Linked DNA regions of Homo sapiens: all the other regions are linked to region 1. Evidence: chromatin loops called from intact Hi-C (ENCODE). Cell type or tissue: heart left ventricle. All regions are shown on one strand. Links, peaks and the distances in the headings refer to the core of each region. The heading gives the core; the rest is flanking DNA. Region 1 has its middle 6.2 kb from the start of S100A2. Region 2 overlaps INTS3 (integrator complex subunit 3). Region 3 overlaps INTS3 (integrator complex subunit 3). Region 4 holds the start of SNAPIN (SNAP associated protein).

Region 1 (5,555 bases), core at 1,204-3,703:
GCCAAGGCAGGCGGCTGGGAGGTGGAGGTTGTAGCGAGCCGAGATCATGCCACTGCACTCCAGCCTGGGCAACATTGAGCACTGAGTGAATGAGACTCCATCTGCAATCCCAGCACCTTGGGAGGCCGAGGCTGGCAGATCACTTCTGGTTAGGAGCTGGAGACCAGCCCGGCCAACACAGCGAAACCCCGTCTCCACCAAAAAAATACGAAAACCAGTCAGGCGTGGCGGCGCGCGCCTGCAATCGCAGGCACTGGGCAGGTTGAGGCAGGAGAATCAGGCAGGGAGGTTGCAGTGAGCAGAGATGGCGGCAGTACAGTCCAGCTTCGGCTGGGCATCAGAGGGAGACTGTGGAAAGGGGAGAGGGAGAGGGAGGGGGAGGGGGAGGGGGAGAGCCAGTTTCTTATTTTGAAATGGGGGGAAGCATTGAACTGGATCAAGCAAGCTGTCATCAAAGTCCATTACTTTTGAAGCTAGACTTAGATGTTTTACCAATTATAATGAGAAAAATATGGGCATTTCCAAACTAGGAGAAATAATGTAGCAAATTAACAGATTATTCTCAATTTTAAGGTTTTCTTTACTATTTTTCTTAAACTAACACCTGATACTTTCAGATGACAAAAAGTGGGCTCAAAGGATAAATAAATATTGACAGGAAAACCAGGAGTAGATCATGATCCCTGTATTTTAGTGGATGTGGGGTTTGGTCATGGTTCTATGTTGCTGATACATCAGATGGCCCCATCTTGGCCATGACACTGGCTCTAAGTATATGTTAGTTTCTTTTTCTTTTCTTTTCTTTTTTTTTTTTTTCCGAGACAGAGTCTTGCTCTGTCATCCAGGCTGGAGTGCAGTGGCATGATCTCTGCTCACTGCAACCTCCGTCTCCTGGGTTCAAGTGATTCTTCTGCCTCAGCCTCCTGAGTAGCTGGGATTACAGGCGTGTGCTACCATGCCGGCTAATTTTTGTATTTTTAGTAGAGTTGGGGTTTCACCATGTTGGCCAGACTAGTCTCAAACTCCTGACCTTGTGATCCACCCGCCTCGGCCTCCCAAAGTGCTGGGATTACAGGCGTGAGCCACCACGCCCGGCCCACAGTTTCTTCTTCTATTGATACATGTAATAACACTCACTGAGTCCTCCCTATACTTTACATACATACAAATGTGTTATCTCATTTGATAGGTGAAGTGGGCAATAGTATTCCCATGTTACAGAAGAGGAAACTGATGCTCAGGAAAAGGTTAAGTAACGTTTGTAAGGTTACATGGTGAGTGTAGTAACTGTGGTAACTTGCTTCCTATTTTTAGTAAGAGACCCTTGACCACACTGGCAAATCATAGCACTCCGTCTCCCTGGCAACAGAAATTGGCCCATGGCTAAGTATATGAGACAAGCAGGGCCAATCAGCGCTCTTCTCTGGATTAATATATAGATAATGGGTTTACAAAGCTGGAGCAGTCTGTGGCCACATTCCTCATTATTTGGAGAGGCTCTGCTATGCTATACTAAGGGTGATGCCCACATGCAAAAAGACACAAACAGCATGAGAGAAGAATGGATGGATGGATGGTGTTGAGTTCCTCATTCTGGTCCCCATGGCTGTGGTTTATTGATCCTGTGAATTATCACAGTGACCTTAATGCGATGTAACACAATACACCACATTTTTACTTTGGTGAGCTTGAATTAAACTTCTGTCTCTTTTAGCTGAAAGATCTTGATTGACAGAATTAGAATATGGTGGAGTCAAGATTCAAATCCAGAATCCAAAGTCTTAATTCCTTTGCAATAACCATTTCCTAGTATTACATATTGATCTCCAAAAATGTCTTTCTTTAAACCACTTCCTCATGAGCAACACACTATAATATTACAAATCACCACCCACTCTCCTGAGTCACTTTTCTTTTTCTGAAGCTGCCCTTAGTCCCTTTCTAAGATTTAGAAAGTAACTTGGATTTATCAGAACACAGAATGCATCTCTCAAGTTGGGTGTTTCTGGGAAGACTGTGAATCACCCTGATTTATGTTGATCCCTGTTAGCACCAGTTTCAGTTTTACCAAGTGACATTGTTCCTTCTTGGTCCTCTATGCTGGCAAATAGTGGAGCCTGGCTTCAGACTCAAGCCTGCCTTATACCCAGGCCTATGCCCTTGCCAGGACAGCAGCGGCCTCTAGCTGTGGGAAACCATGAGGAGCTGGCAGGCCAGGGTGGAAATATCCTGTGTTCTCGAGCCAGGTGTCAGGCGTGAGAACTCAGGAACTATGATACACTGACATTATTATCATTATTATTTTGTTTAGCTCACTCTGTTGACCAGGCTGGTCTCACACTTGGCCTCAAGCAATTCTCCTGCTTCAGCTTTCTAGTGCTGGGATTACAGGCATGCGCCACCACACCTGGCTAATTTTGTATTTTTAATAGAGATGGGGTTTCTCCATATTGGTCAGGCTGGTCTCGAACTCCCAACCTCAGGTGATCCACCTACCTTGGCCTCCCAAAATGCTGGGATTACAGGTGTGAGCCACAATGCCCGGCCACATCCTTCTTTCTTTTGAGTTCTGGGAAAAAGTACTCAAGCAGGGCTCCAAGTCTTAGCTGTGGACCAGCGAATGTAATTTGGAGCTGAGGCCAGAAAGATCTTTCTATTCCTCTCCTGCTGCTTCTTGAACGGACCTTCCTTGTAGCTCATTCTAGATAGCAACTGCCCAGCTGCCGACCCTTGCGGCGGTGGGGTCATCAGTGCAGGTGGGGAGCACAGGATGCAGGGCACGTCTTTCCGGGGGGCAGACTGACTGGGAAGAGGAAGCTGCAGTGAGAAGGGGCAGAGCTGAGCCTGCTCAGAGCCTATCCCTCAGTCGCACCTCTTCCTTTGGGAGAAGGAGAGAGTGGTGGAGAGAGAAGTGGGTGGCTCCTCCCTGCTGAAGAACTCTTTTGAGAGTAGGGTGTTAGATTGCTTCCTCCCCAAAACACTGGCATTGGCAAGAAGAGTTTCTGGTGACGTAGGAGAAAGCTGGTTCCGTAGAATGGTAGCAAGTCAGTTTTCAGGAGGTTCTGGGGGTGGAGGTGGAGGATTTAGAGCATATCTGGAAAAGTGGTGTTGAAGGGAGGAGAGAGGATGGTGGTTACGACGGACAGCACTTGTGCCTCTGTGTCAGGCACTGGGGATATGGAGCATTGACAATACTCAGTGCCTGTTTCTTAGGAGCCCAGTCTAGTGGGAGGGACACATATATAGTCACAATTAAACATAAGAAATAATGGGGGCTGGGTGTGGTGGCTCACGCCTGTAATCCCAGGACTTTGGGAGGCCGAGGTGGGCGGATCACCTGAGGTTCGGGAGTTCGAGACCAGCCTGACCAACATGGAGAAACCCCACCTCTACTAAAAATACAAAATTAGCTGGGCGTGGTGGTGCCTGCCTGTAATCCTAGCTACTCGGGAGGCTGAGGCAGGAGAATCACTTGAACCCGGGAGGCGGAGGTTGCAGTGAGCCGAGATCACGACACTGCACTCCAGCCTGGGTGACAGAGCAAGACTCTGTCTCAAAAAAAAAAAAAAAAAAAAAAAAAAAGAAAAAAGAAAAAAAGGGATAGAGCGATGGGCAAGGGGCTGCAGGAGGAACACTAGCTGTGTGTGTGCATGTGTGTGTGCATATTCTTCTGCTCTAGCAGGTGCGAGGCTGGGAAGTAGATACCGGGATGCTGCATGGAGGCAATGACCTTTGAGCTGAGTTTAAAGGGTGATTAGGATTGACAGGTGGACCTCCTGAGGAAAGGCTTTTCAAGAGAATGTGAGGCATAGGCAGGTGCTTGGAAGCACAGAAGGGCGCGGCATGCACATCAGTGTAGTTGCTGTGCCAGCAAAGGCATGCCATCTCTTCTGAAAGTTATGGGGGTTCACTAAGCATTTGAATCTGGGCTGACATGCTCAGATTTGAATTTTAGAAAGGTTATTCTGGTGGGAGAGCTGAGAAGGGGTTAGAGTTGGGGGGCGAGGATGGAGGTGGGAGGGGAGTTGGGATGTGTTTGCAGTAGTCCAGGAGCAAGATGATGCTGAGGGACCTAAGGCAGTGTGGACAAAGCTGGGTGGTATTTAGAAGGTGGAAACAATAGGTTGACTGGCCAACATCTGGAGGGCAGAGCGGGGGAAGCAGGAGGCTAGAGGACAGGAGGACAGCCACATTTCTGGTTTGGGTGATTGGGTGGATGGTGTTGTTATGTGTGGCAAAGGGGAAGCCAAGAGGAGGTGGGACAATGAGAAATGGTTCTTTTAAGCTTATTTGATTGTATTATTATTTTTTTGAGACAGGGTCTCACTCTGTCACTCAGCTCACTGCAACCTCCACCTCCCGGGTTCAAGCGATTCTCGTGCTTCAGCCTCCTGAGTAGGTGGGATTACAGGTGCACGCCACCACACGCAACTAATTTTTGTATTTTTAGTAGAGATGGGGTTTTGCCATGTTAGGCAGGCTGGTCTTGAACTCTTGGCTTCAGGTGATCTGCCTGCCTCAGCCTCCCAAAATGCTGGGATTACAGGTGTGAGCCACCATGCCCAGTCTCTTTTATATTTATATTTAATCCGGGCTAGGCTGGGCATGGTGGCTCACGTTGGTATCCCAGCACTTTGGGAGGCCGAGGCAGGAGGATTGCTTGAGCTCAAGAGTTCAAGACCCGTCTGGGCAAGATGGCAAAACTCCATCACCACAAAAGATGCAAAAAGATGCGCACAGTGGCGCACACCTATAGCCCCAGTTACTGAGGAGGTTAATGTGGGAGGATCACATGAGGCTGCAGTGAGCTGTGATGGTGCCACTGTACTCCAGCCTTGGCGACAGTGAGTCTATGTCTCAAATAAGTAAGTAAACAAAAATTAAAAAGAATCCAGTCCACAGGGCATTTGAAGGCAAGAGGAAAAGATGCCAGAATCAGAGATGGGGAGAAGATGGGCTTCTGGCGCCTGCTGAGGTTGAGAAATGAGACAGATAGGCTGAGTGTGGGGTGGAGAGAGGATGGGCAGAGAGACTGAGGCTGGTCTGAATGGAAATGAAATGTTAGGGCTCTCAGGGTTATCGGGGAATAATTGGAGCTTCTAGGAAAGGTTTAACGTTGTGACCACCTGTGTTCGTCATGCCTCCCCACCCCTTACTAATTGTGTGAATTTGGCAGACTTTGAGTCTCAGTGTTCTCCTCTGTGAAGTGGGGTCATCTTATTCCAACTCCTGGGATTGTTGTGTGAATTAAATGGGGTAATGTACGGAGAGCACCTGACGCACAGCGAGTGCTTCAAAATTTCAGTCTGCACCCCCCAGCAAAGGATATGCACACGCCCATTGTGAGTGACAAATCCAGGATGACCTGAACCCAATGTGATAACGTGGGTCCTCGCATGCTGGTCATGCTGCCGGGAGACACTTATGGATCCAATTAGTACAACAGGGGAAATAAATTATTTAATGCATTTTGCTAAGACAGAATACCTCAGAACTTATTTTGTGGGGCGGGGCATAATAAAGGGGGTCCTTCTGCTGAAAACGTTTAAGCTCAG
Region 2 (2,500 bases), core at 1-2,500, 180 kb before region 1:
TGAGGTACTAGGGACAGAATTAACCACAGTATCTACCCAGGTCAGACTATGGGGAAAAGCTGGGTAAGTGTCCCTAAGTCAGTGGTTCTTAAGTGTGGTGCAAGAACATGTGGGGACTGCCAAGACCCTTTCAGGACCTGGAGTTTTGAGAACATACTGTGCTAGCTCAGTCTGCTTATCATTAGCAGCTCACCATGCCACAAACCTTTCCCTGGCTCTATCTAGTCACTGATACACAACGAGTCCCCACTCCCACACAATGAGTCACCTGTCCTAAATCACAACCTGAAAAAAAGAACCCGATTTTGGGTGGCAAACTCCTTTTCCCATGAGTTTCAGAATATCCCTGAGGGAAAAGGGGGTAATGAAAGATTTGTTCCCAGTTGCTTTAAAAGGAGTAGAGAGAAAGACACAGTGGGGATATTCCTAAAACTCTAATCCTGTCTCTAAGTGACAAAATTGAGACGCTGTCTCCTCCCAGCAAACAATTTGTAATGGCTTTGGCCCCCCTGTTGGAAGGCAGGGAACTGCAGGAAGATGAGATGGTGTTTAATTAGTCCAAGCAGGCCACATCCTGATTCCGGAAAACTACTCAAGCCACCTAATTAAAAGACTCTGTGGCCTTTTCTTTTCACAGAATGGATACACTAGCCAAGGTTACTGGGGAACGTTTCCTCCCCTACCTGCTACCTTTTAACTCCACAGCCCTAGAAACATTTGGAAGGGAGTGAGAAGGAGGGTGTAGGAGAGGACACAGTTTTAAATTTCTAGGTATTGACTTTCACCAAAAGATGTAAGTTTTTTGGAGGGTAGAAAACAGGGCAGTTATCTGGCTGTTATCTGATGCCTGTACAGGAAATTCAGCTTTAAGGTATGGGGACAGGACGTATTTGGTACCACGAATAAAATAAGAAAAATCACTTTTTAGAAAGATTGCTAGCAAAGGTAACGAAATTACCTGAATCCTGGAATGGCATAATAAAGAGAAAGAAAGAGTTGAAAGGCCCCCTGACCCAGGACAGTAAAAAGGAACAAAGACCTATCTGGTAAGAAGAGACTGTTAGGATCTCACGTGCTAGTGCAATGACACCAATAACAGAAGTGGCTCCAGGCCCAGATGTGGCTGCACATCCGTGCCCAGAGCACTAGGTGGCACTGCACAGCAGACAGGGCAGGGCTCTCAGACCTGGGCAGAGCACAGCACACAGCCATCTCTTTCACAAGTGTGAACGTTGGGAGGAGGTCCATTCTTCTGAACTACAGATAGTATGGACACTATTAGCCCTCTCAATCATTTGACTACTATGGTGTCCTCAATCAGAAAAGAGACTTAGAAGTCAAGCAAGAGGAAGACTGAAACCAAGGGGAAAGCCTCACCTCCAAACAAGTTCAGATGTGGAATAGCCCTCATAAAATTTCTGGCCCTTTATTTTGATGGATAAGGGAAAGAATCAGCCAGAAAGCCCAATATGTACCCCCTGATGCACCCTCTACCACTGGAACCTCCAAACCCTATATGCAAACTCCAGCAGGATTCACTAATCTCTATTACCTGCTCCACCCCAACTGCCCCCTGTGCCACTTCAAAAAGAGCAGGGGTTGGATGGAGAAGCTTGCAGGGGAGAAAAGGATACCTGCCAGGCGTGGGTGTTTGGCTGGCCCAATTCTACTGAGCTCATTCCTCCCCAACTTCCCCCTAAGATAAACATTCCAAGGAGGTCTGGATCAAAAATAAACCCTTATCAGATGAAGCCAGTTTTTCTGGGCTATGCGATATTTTGGCAAAGACCTCTTTCCCATTCCTTCATTCCTTGGGCATTAATTTCTTCACTTGCCAACAATACACTTGTCTCTCCCTCTCCTTGCCTCCCCCTCTCTAACTTAAGGTGTTCTTGGGCCACACAATCCTTTCATCCCCATTTCCCACACCCACACTCCTAATGGCCATTATCTGGCCTGTACCCCACCCTTCGTGGTGGATGCTACCTTTGCTCTGTCAGGATATCCAGAACACTTTCTGCCAACCAGATATTTTTGGCTGTAACATCTCCACCTGATTTCAAAAGGGGAAAAAAAGAATAGCTCCGATTAGCAAGTCAGCCAATCCAATACATCTCTTCACCCATTCTGCTGGTCCACCCTGACTGCCATCCCATTACTGCCATCCCTTCACTGCTGAGATAAACTGCCTTCTGTTCTGTCAGGCTTTAAAGTTTCACCCTTTGCCTCCAGAAAGAAGGAAAGGGAAGGTTCTGAATTTTTCTAGAAACCAGAGCTGCTACTTTCCCACAGATTGTGAGTTGGAGTGGGAACATTTTGGCCCTTGAAAATGAACGTCTGAGAAGTAGATATAAGAAGCCCACAGTTGGAAAGAAAGGATGATATCTCAGATAGAGCCTGAGAAGTACAGGTGGCTGACAACAGCTGCAGTCTAGCAACTGGATGTCCTGAGTCCTGCACTGAGGCCCCCAACAGGCCAAGAGTTTCTTATTTCCAGGTA
Region 3 (3,740 bases), core at 1,241-3,740, 200 kb before region 1:
TCTGAGGGGTCACGACAGAGGCCCCTCCCTTTGGGCAAGGGTACAATAATTGGGGCCAGCCAGCAAATGCTCTCCATCCTGGTTTTAATTGGGACAGAGGAAACTGGGGAAGGAGAGAGGAAGGAAAAAGAAGCCTCCAGTGGTTTAGACTTTCAAAGGAAGCAACAGCAGTGATGAGGGAGGGGAGAACCTGGATTCTGTAAAAAGACAAATTTTCGGGGTGAAGAGGAGCAGCTCTGTGCAGTTCGCCCAAACTTCACTCCTCAGTCCACCTCCATTCTCCCTGGACAGCGGGGGAACAACAGCATAGCCAAGGAACTCTCCTCTGCTGGTTCACATGGCCCAGCAAGTGGCCACACTGTGGAAGGAAGAGCATCTCTGTCCCTCCCTGGTATCCAGACTTTATCTCCAGGTACAGTTGTCCCTGGAGACCAAGCTGGAGCATCCCTCCCGTCAAGCAGCGAGTCCTCCGGCCATTCTTGGTAGGCACACAGACTTCAACTGGAGGATGACAGACCTTTTGGAAGCATCTTGTTTCTTGAGAAATGAGTAAGGACAGGCCTCATCCTACGGGGGATGGTTCTGCATAGACAGATCAGTGCCTGGCTCCCACCTCCAGTGGCAGCAGGAAGGATGGGTAGTGGCCAAAGCCAAGTCCCTTCTGCTCTAGACAAAAGTGGGGGCAGAACAGGAAGGGAAAGGGGGATGTTCTGCGGTTACAAGTAGGGGTGCCAATCAAATCAAGACCAAGCTATACATGCACGGGGCAAATGCCAGCAGACACTCCAGCACAAAAGACATTCTGGCTTGTTTTATTGTCATTTAAAAACAACTTTTAAGACACGATTATCTCTGCCAAAAAAAAAACAAAAAAAAACAAAAAAAAAAACAGACTCAAGGAAATGGGATCATTTGACAATTCTGTGAAACTTGCCTCTGGGACTCCCTGGGCTCTGGTGTAGATTGAGGTGCCAACCTCAGACCAACCTAAGCCTCCAGGGCACACCACGTGGGGCTGTGGCCACCCTTTCAGACTCCTTTCTGAATGCTTGTGGCATCTGCCCCATGATTAGGAATGGACACCCTGACCACGTCATAGATGCCCATTTCACACTGGCATGTGGATAGTGACTATAAAACGTCCCTTCAGAACAAACCAAGACCTGAAGGGGAAGCAGGAAGGGACACCCACACACTGAGTCTCTGCTCTCATCCTAGCTTATCTGGCCAGCTGCCCCTTTGTCATTTCCCTTCTCTGTTGAAATGGCTCTTTGGGAGACTGGGGGAGGAGATTGCGGAAGGGGCCAGGGGGCTGAGGACTTCCACTATGGTCTGATTTTACAGAGCCTCTGGCTTCAGTCAGATCCCAAATATCACTGGGAACAGCAGTGTGAGGGGCTGGAGGCCCCAGGAGGAGGGAAGGGGCTAGGGGCTGCATGGCAGCTTCTCAAACTCAGCCAGAGGAGAAAGCTCCTCCTTCCACCGGGGGAGCTTGGGGATGCAGCAAGGGTGTTTCCCCTGCAATCTCCTCAGCCTCTATTAACCTTTGAATCACCAAGAAGGAGAGGGCAGTCCAGCCGGGGGTGGGATGGGGAATGCAGGGCCTCAGTCACTGTCAGAGCCCACTGCAGAGGACCCTTTTCGTTTCCGCTTGGTAGGCTTCGGTTTCGTGTCTTCCTCTTCCTGGAAGAGATGGGAGGGGAAATGGGAAGTTAACAGCCTGGGCAGCTGCTGGCGCCGACTCCACCTGCACCCAGTGCTCCTTTTCCCCCTGTGCACTGGCTGGGTTCTCACTGAAGCACTGCTGGAGCCCGACTCTTCTTCGGCATTGGGGGGCTGTGTGGCATTCTTTCGACTTCGAGGGCTGGACAGAGCTGCTTTTCGCCGGCTCTTGGGTGGCTTGGTGGAAGAGTCCTCATATTCCTCCGCCAGGGAGAAGAGATCACTGAATCTAAGGAAAAGGAGCGGTAGCTCTTTGAGTGGGAGCCTGCTGCTCCTACGGCACCTCCCATCCTCTTCTCTGCCCCCAGGCCTAGGCCTTCTTTTTCTTCAACCCTGGACCCTAAGGTCTTGCTGGCCATTACGTTTATGTCCCTAGCAGGCTTCCTCTCCCTTAGGCTTTTCCCCTACTACTTTCCAAGGCCCAAAGTGGCAGGAGCCTCACTTCATCTTGTGGGCTTCGTCACAGCTCGCTTGGACATGCTGCAGCGCCTGGAGAATTGGCGTCTGGCTAAAAACTAGAGGAAGAAAAGGGAGAGCAGGGAAGGAAAAACAATCAGATGTCTGGGAGCTTATTAAACAGCACGCACAGGTTGTTTTATCCCGAGTGTGGGTTGTGGCCCCGGGTGTCCTGCCCCTGCCCCCAGCCTGGCTCCAGGCATAGTCTGGGCCAGGGCAGCACCGTCTACACTGGACGCCGAGGGTGGAAGGCATACAGTTCTGCTTGGTGTTGGTCAGGTTGAGCCGCAGATTGTCCAAGTGCTCCAGGATCTGCTCCAGAGTCAGCTGGGCCAGCTTGCTGCTAGAGCTCCTCAGGCTGTGCAGGAATCACCAGAGCCAGAGTCTGAGTGTGGGAGGGTTCCAGAGTGCGAGACACCCTCCACCCGCCAGGGCCCCCTTAAGACAGAGGCAGCCTACATGGGGAACAGGATAGGCAGCCTGGGAGGGCTGGGGTTGGGTGAGAAAGGTGTGCCTAGAACAGGGGATCCTGGCCACAGGGGCACTGGAAGATGGGGAGAAAGGGCCACGGTGGTCTCGCATGCCATGTGGCTTCGGACCACTAGATGTCGCCCACAAACCAGGCTGGGACAGCACTGACCCCCATCACCACCACCACCACCACCACCACCACCACCGACAGCAATCACTGCAGACCGCCATGGCCTGGAGGGTAGACAGGGACCGTGTCCCACCTCTGTCTCTTGCGAGGCAGGCTGTTGTTCTTGATGAGCAGGGACTTGATGTGCTCGGCCAGCAGCTCGTCATGTTTCATGCACCAGTGCCGCAGGATGCTGGTGGTGAACTGGTCGTCAGGATGGCAGGGCCGGCTCAGCACCATCTTCACCATCTCCTCGCTGGGCCTGGGGGAGGAAGGGGGCACTGGGTGCTGCTTGCACAGTGGCCGCAGGGCATGCTGGGTCTCTCCCACTTATTTCCCAAGCCCTGGCCTCCCCACCCACCCACTACTCTCACATCCCTCTCCCTCTTCTCCTTAGGCCAAGGAATGCCTGGTTTCATCCTCTGTGGAAGCCAGGAGAGAAGAAGTGAGATTCTTCACTTGCTGTGGTAGGAGAAGGCGTGTGCGTGTGTGTGTTGGGAAGGAGGACCCTCAGTTCTCCTCCTCCTCCCCTAGAACAGTCAGGGAGTGGGCCTGGGAGGCAGAAGCACAAGCATGTGGCATGCAGATGCTCCCCTACCCCTACCCTGCTAAAGCTGTGGGCCAACCTGGCTTCCAGCTGGAGGAAGGGGGCAGGAGAGGGTTGTGAAGTCACAGCCCCATACAGCCTCCAAGCTTCCCACTTCCTCTAGGACACTCTGTACCATTTATAGTCTCTCAGGCAAGAGAGCAGAAAGGGTGGAAGGAAGGCAGAAAGGTAGGAAGGATAAGATACACAGCTGCTGCCCCATTTATCGGGGGATGTTGCTAAAGGGCTTTGCGGGAAGAGGGGGCTGCCACCCTCTCCCTCTCTGCCCCACCCTGTCAAGGCACAGTAGGTCCAGCTGGCTCTGCTCTGCACAGG
Region 4 (5,555 bases), core at 1-2,500, 86 kb before region 1:
ACTCCAGCCTGGGTGACAGAGGGAGACTGTCACACACACACACACAAGAATGTAAATGGCAGCAACTGAATAGTGAGAATGAGACGAATTTTCCTAGGTATTTTTCAAGTACTGGGAGAAGTGAATTTCCCTTTCCCCAAAGAATTTTAAAATTACAGTGGCTTTCACTGTGTTGAGGACTTACAAAAAAGGGCAAAGAATCACTGTTGGTAAGATATTCTTTTACCTGAGCATTCTGTAGAATGTTGTTAACCAAGACAACGCGTCGCCGGGCATTAAGTAGCTTCTTAACATAGGGGTCAAGATCCAGGGCCACCTTCTGATCCTCATTTATGCGGCACAGTTCTGGGGATGGAAGTAAGGTGCAGCTAAGATCTAACGGCTTATCTCTTGTTCTGAGGGAAAGCAGGCTGGTAATGGGATGGAAAACACTTGCACCCAAACGGGCCACAGCCATTAGAGATTTAAGACATCCCTGAAAGGAGGAGTCCTTTGGCAGCCCTGATGCCCTGGAAGCAAGTGACAGAAACTCAGCCCAGGGGTTGGCAAAAACCTAAGGTCCTGAAAGTGGGCTGAAGAATTCCGGGTACACAGGGATGCTCACTCACCTGTGGCTAGGTTGTCAATTTGTTCCCGGAGCTCTACCTGGCTCTCTCTGCAAAGAGGTACAAGGCCTACAAGGTCAGGCAGTTACCGGAGCTCAGGAAACGAACTCCCCTACGTATTTACCAAGTACTGAGAGAAGCCGGCCTCCGCTGAACCCTCCACCTGCGGCCTTCCCGCCTGTCCTCCCCGCCTCGAATCAGTTTCCTAAATTTATGCCCACTCCCAGCCAGAACACTTTCTTGGCCCCGCCCCTACAAAGCCAGAGAGACAGGCCCCGCCCCCAACTTCCCTCCCGGGCACCTGACGGCGTGTACGTGAGAGTCGAGCTGCTGCACAGCGGGTCGCAGGAACTCCAGCAGCCCTTCGGCGAAAAGGTCGCGGCCTGTGGGCCCCGCCACCGGGGTCCCTGCCCCCGATACAGCGGCGGAACCAGCCCCCGCCATCACGAATTGTCCTGAAGCCCGAAACCTGCCGCGAGGGCCGCCGGGAACCGGAGCCGCGCCGCACTGCCCCGCCCCGTGAGGGGGCGCCCGGGAAATGCTGTCTCCACCAAGACACCGGGGTTTCTGGGAAATGGAGTCTAGCGCGAACCGGGCGGGGAGGAGGGCCAGGCCGTAGGAGTAGAGGCCTTGTGGCTGGTCTTGAAAATCTCCAAAGTTCAGGTTGTAGAAAGGAACCAGTTTTTGGAGTGGATACTTTTCGTTTTCTTTAAAGGTGAAAATAAACGCGAATACCTGCAGTTGTCCATAGCCTTCCCATGTTAACTTTATGAGATAGCCGGGCATGGTGGCGGGCACCCAGCTACTTGGGAGACTGAGGCAGGAGAACCGCTTGAACCCGGGAGGCGGAGATTGCAGTGAGCCGAGATCGCGCCACTGCACTCCAGTCTGGGCAACAGAGAGACTCCGCCTCAAAAAAAAAAAAAAAAAAAAAAAAAGCAACCCAAACCAAACAAAAACAAACCAAAAACAAAAACACTTTATGAGAAAGCCACATTATATTCATAGTATCGTTTTCTATTTCTAAAGAGTTTATTGTGGTTGGTTGTTTTTAAGACAAGGTCTCTCTCTGTCGCCTAGGCTGGAGTGCAGTGCCACCGTCTTGGCTCACTGTAGCCTTCACCTCCTGGGGTCAAGAGGTCCTCCTGCTTCAGTCTCCCAAGTAGCAGGGACCACAGGTGTTAGCCACCATGCCTGACTAATTTTTCATTTTCTGTAGAGAAGAGGTCTCACTATGTTTGTTGCCCAGACTGGTCTCGAACTCCTGGGCTCAGGTGATCCTCCCAACTCAGCCTCCTAAAGTGCTGGGATTACAGACGTGAGCCACCACGCCTGGTCTATTTCTAAAGAGTATATTTTTAATGGCATTAAATATGTAAAAAACTGCATGTATCCGAATTTCATTCCTTTTTAAGGCTGAATAATATAAACATGCAGGCAGGGCATGGTGGCTCACTCCTGTAATCCCAGCACTTTGGGAGGCTGAGGCGGGAGGATCACCTGAGCCCAGGAGTTCGAGATCAGTCTGGGCAACAAACCTAGTGAGACTCTGTCTCTACAGGAAATAAAAAATTAGCCAGGCGGCCAGGCGCAGTGGCTCACGCCTGTAATCCCAGCACTTTGGGAGGCCGAGGCGGGTGGATCACGAGGTCAGGACATCGAGACCACGGTGAAACCCCATCTCTACTAAAAATACAAACAATTAGCCGGGCGCAGTGGCGGACTCCTGTAGTCCCAGCTACTCGGGAGGCTGAGGCAGGAGAATGGCGTGAACCCGGGAGGCAGAGCTTGCAGTGAGCCCTGATCGCGCCACTGCACTCCAGCCTGGGCGACAGAGCGAGACTCCATCTCAAAAAAAAAAAAAAAAAAAAAAATTAGCCAGGCATGGTGGCTCACAGCTGTGGTCCCCGCTACTTGGGAGGCTGAAGTAGGAGGACCTTGAGCCTAGGAAGTTGAGGCTACAGTGAGCCAAGATCGTGGCACTGCATGCACTTCAGCCTGGGTGACAGGGTGAGACCCTGTCTCAAAAAATAAAAATTAAAAAAAATTTTTTTTTGAGACCGAGTCTTGCTCTGTCACCCAGGCTGGAGTGCAGTGGTGCAATCTCGCTCACTGCAAGCTCCGCCTCCCGGGTTCATGCCATTCTCCTGCTTCAGCCTCCCGAGTAGCTGGGACTACAGGCGCCCACCACCACGCCCGGCTAATTTTTTGTATTTTTAGTAGAGATGGGGTTTCACCACGTTAGCCGGGATGGTCTCGATCTCCTGACCTCGTGATCCACCCGCCTCGGCCTTCCAAAGTGCTAGGATTACAGGCATGAGCCACCGCGCCCGGCCATAAAAATAAATTTTAAAGTTTCCTTAGTTCACTTATTTTTCCTTTCATTTTTAGAGACAAGGTCTCACTCTGTTGCTGAGGCTGGAGTGCAGTGATGTTATCATAGCTCACTGTAACCTCAAACTTCTGGGCTCGAGCCATCCTCCTGCCTCAGCCTCCTAAGTAACTGGGACTACAGTCACCTGCCCCCATGCCTGGCTAATTTTTTAAATTTTTTTGGTACAGGCAGGGTCTCCCTATGTTGCCCAGGCTGTTCTCGAACTCCTGGCCTCAAGACACCCTTCCATGGTTTTCTTTTTCCCTGAGAATTATGAAGACAATGATTCCTTCCTTAGTTTAGTTCGGTTTGGTTTTTCATGGCTTTCCAGATAATTTACATCTGTCTCCTAGGCTCTAATGTGTTCCCGTGGCTCCCAATTCCCTAGGCCATGGGGAAGGATGTATGAGCAGAAATGCTCCTGGAGGACAGGCAAAGGCATCCATAGTGATAAATGGGCACCAGAACGTTCAGCTTTGAGCTTCATCTTCAGTAATAAAGGAAGATAAGGCATTTGAATCACTGTGAGATTTGGTGGTCAGCAGCTCTAAACCTAAGACCCCAACTGTGATAACTTTTTTTTTATTATTATTTTTTGTAGAGACGAGGCCTCCCTATGTTGCCCAGGCTGGTCTTGAACTCCTGCATCAAGCAGTCCTCCCACCTCGGCCTCCCAAAGTGCTGGGATTACAGGCGTGAGCCACCAAGCCCAGCCCCAACTGTGATAACTTTTAAAACCTTATACACTTACACTGGGTGGGGTGGCTCATGCCTGTAATCCCACCACTTTGGGAGGCTGAGGCGGGAGGATTGCTTGAAGCCAGGAGTTCAAGACCGGCCTGTGCAACATAGGGAGACTCCCATCTCTACAAAAAAATTAATAAAAAAAATAACTGGGCATGGTGGCACACACCTGTAGTTCCTGCTACTCGAGAGGCTGAGGTGGGAGGATCACTTGAGCCTGGGAGGTAGAGGTTGCAGTGAGCTGTGATCATGCCACTGCACTCCAGCCTGGGTGAAAGAGCAAGACTCTGTCTCACACACACACACACCAAAAACCACCTTATACACTTTTTGTCGTTGATTACGTTTGTATCCCTGTATCTTCCTCTCTGGTGATTAGAGGTAAAGCTCTTGCGAGAGGCTAGGAGCTTATTTTGGGAGTAAGTGGCAAGGCAACTGCAACCTGCTTCACAGTCAGGCCTTGGGAAAAGGAAGCCCAGGGGAGAAAGTAGTGACAGTGTTGAAGAGGAATGGAAAAGTGTTGAAATCTCTGAGGCTTGTACTGCAAAGAGAGAACAGGTGTTGACCTGGGCTGGGAGAGGGCCTTGGAGGTTGATGGCCCACTGTTTGCACAAGAAGCCCTTGTGTGTTAGGCCACTGTCCTTTCAGGTGCCTCTTCAATTCTTTAGATTAAATACTCCCTATTGCCGGATTTAGCAAACAGAATAAACAAAACACTTGGGACACCAGGTAAATTTGAATTTCAGATAAACAACAGTTTTTTTTTTTTTTTTTTTTTGAGATAGAGTCTTGCTTTGTTGCCTGGGCTGAAGTGCAGGGGTATGATCTCAGCTCACTGCAACCTCCACCTCCGGGTTCAAGCAATTCTCCAGCCTCAACTTCCCGAGTAGTTGGGATTACATGCGCCCGCCCCCATGCCTGGCTCTTTTTTTTTTTTTTTTAGATGGAGTTTCACTCTTGTTTCCCAGGCTGGAGTGCAGTCGCGCGATCTCGGCTCACTGCAACCTCTGCCTCCCGAGTTCAAGCAATTCTCCTGCCTCAGCCTCCTGAGTAGCTGGGCTTACAGGTGCCTGCCACCACGCCTGGCTAATTTTTGTATTTTTAGTAGAGACGGAGTTTTACCATGTTGGCCAGGCTGGTCTCAAACTCCTGACCTCAGGTGATCCACCCGCCTTGGCCTCCCAAAGTGATGGGATTACAGGCGTATGCCACCGTGCCCAGCAACAACAAATAATTTTTTAGTATGGTTATCTAGTAATCTGACTTCAAAGGCTGGTTCTCTGAGGAAAAGCATGTGTTTTGTTTTTATGCTTTCCTTTTTCTTGAACTTTATTTCTCATGGGGTCTATTGCAAAGGCCTCCTGACTGATCTTGCCTGTAGTCTCTATATTCCAGGTCAGTCTGCATTCTGAAATACCAGTCAGATTTCATAATACCCCTGCTTAGAGAAAAGTAGTGCTGAAAGGAATTTTAGACTCTGTCCTTTGTTCCTGGGACACTTGTGAGGAAAACTGGACAAGGGTCTTGAAGAATCCCTGAAATTTGATAAGAGGTTGAAGGCCAGTGCTAGTGTAATTTTTCATTCTCTAAACATTTATCACACTTTAGGCCCAAGGTATTCAGCACAAAAGCCCCTTCCTGCCTGCCTTCACCTGTATCGTATAGCTGTGGCCCTCCTCCAGGCCTTGGCTTTTCCAGAGAGACTGAAGATGCAGGTCCTAAGAATGCCCCTTCCCATCCAACTACTGCACATACAACCACCATGCTGTTTGTATGTCAGGGTCCAATGAAGAGAGACAAATGACACAATATCAACAGGGATAGTTTACTGT

What was found. Hi-C counts contacts between places; a loop is a spot of excess contacts. Peaks named below come from ENCODE experiments on the same cell type or tissue, not always from the same donor. Only the 100,000 strongest peaks of a DNase experiment are listed, where the experiment ranks them.
Region 2: a loop joins it to region 1, with 24 times the contacts of the local background. A loop is called at or near these places in 38 of 110 quality-filtered maps.
Region 3: it touches region 1 in a loop (4-fold over the local background); 9 of 110 quality-filtered maps call a loop at or near these places.
Region 4: a loop joins it to region 1, with 2.7 times the contacts of the local background. A loop is called at or near these places in 30 of 110 quality-filtered maps.

The regions. Positions count from the first base shown.
Region 1 is chr1:153,569,300-153,574,854 of GRCh38, reverse strand. No RefSeq gene overlaps it. Among named protein-coding and RNA genes, the nearest start is that of S100A2, 6.2 kb to the right of the region's middle. RefSeq lists enhancers at 1-367, 1,982-2,071. In heart left ventricle, for the core only: a CTCF peak has its summit at 2,185; a DNase peak (open chromatin) is centred at 2,174; H3K27ac peaks cover 533 bases.
Region 2 is chr1:153,748,242-153,750,741 of GRCh38, reverse strand. INTS3 (integrator complex subunit 3) reads right to left here. Exons shown (of 30, transcript NM_023015.5): 6 at 1,987-2,053. Among named protein-coding and RNA genes, the nearest start is that of INTS3, 21 kb to the right of the region's middle. In heart left ventricle, for the core only: a CTCF peak has its summit at 1,147 (motif pointing right); a DNase peak (open chromatin) is centred at 1,141; H3K27ac peaks cover 2,228 bases.
Region 3 is chr1:153,771,136-153,774,875 of GRCh38, reverse strand. It overlaps INTS3 (integrator complex subunit 3), which reads right to left. Exons shown (of 30, transcript NM_023015.5): 26 at 2,913-3,080; 27 at 2,436-2,536; 28 at 2,165-2,237; 29 at 1,795-1,951; 30 at 68-1,683. The coding sequence ends at 1,606. Among named protein-coding and RNA genes, the nearest start is that of SLC27A3, 2.4 kb to the left of the region's middle. In heart left ventricle, for the core only: a CTCF peak has its summit at 2,773 (motif pointing right); a DNase peak (open chromatin) is centred at 2,785; H3K27ac peaks cover 2,286 bases.
Region 4 is chr1:153,654,238-153,659,792 of GRCh38, reverse strand. SNAPIN (SNAP associated protein) reads right to left here and starts at 1,090. Exons shown (of 4, transcript NM_012437.6): 1 at 907-1,090; 2 at 609-655; 3 at 227-345. The coding sequence starts at 1,049. RefSeq lists an enhancer at 1,245-1,324. In heart left ventricle, for the core only: a CTCF peak has its summit at 1,108; a DNase peak (open chromatin) is centred at 1,122; H3K4me3 peaks cover 1,556 bases; H3K27ac peaks cover 1,179 bases.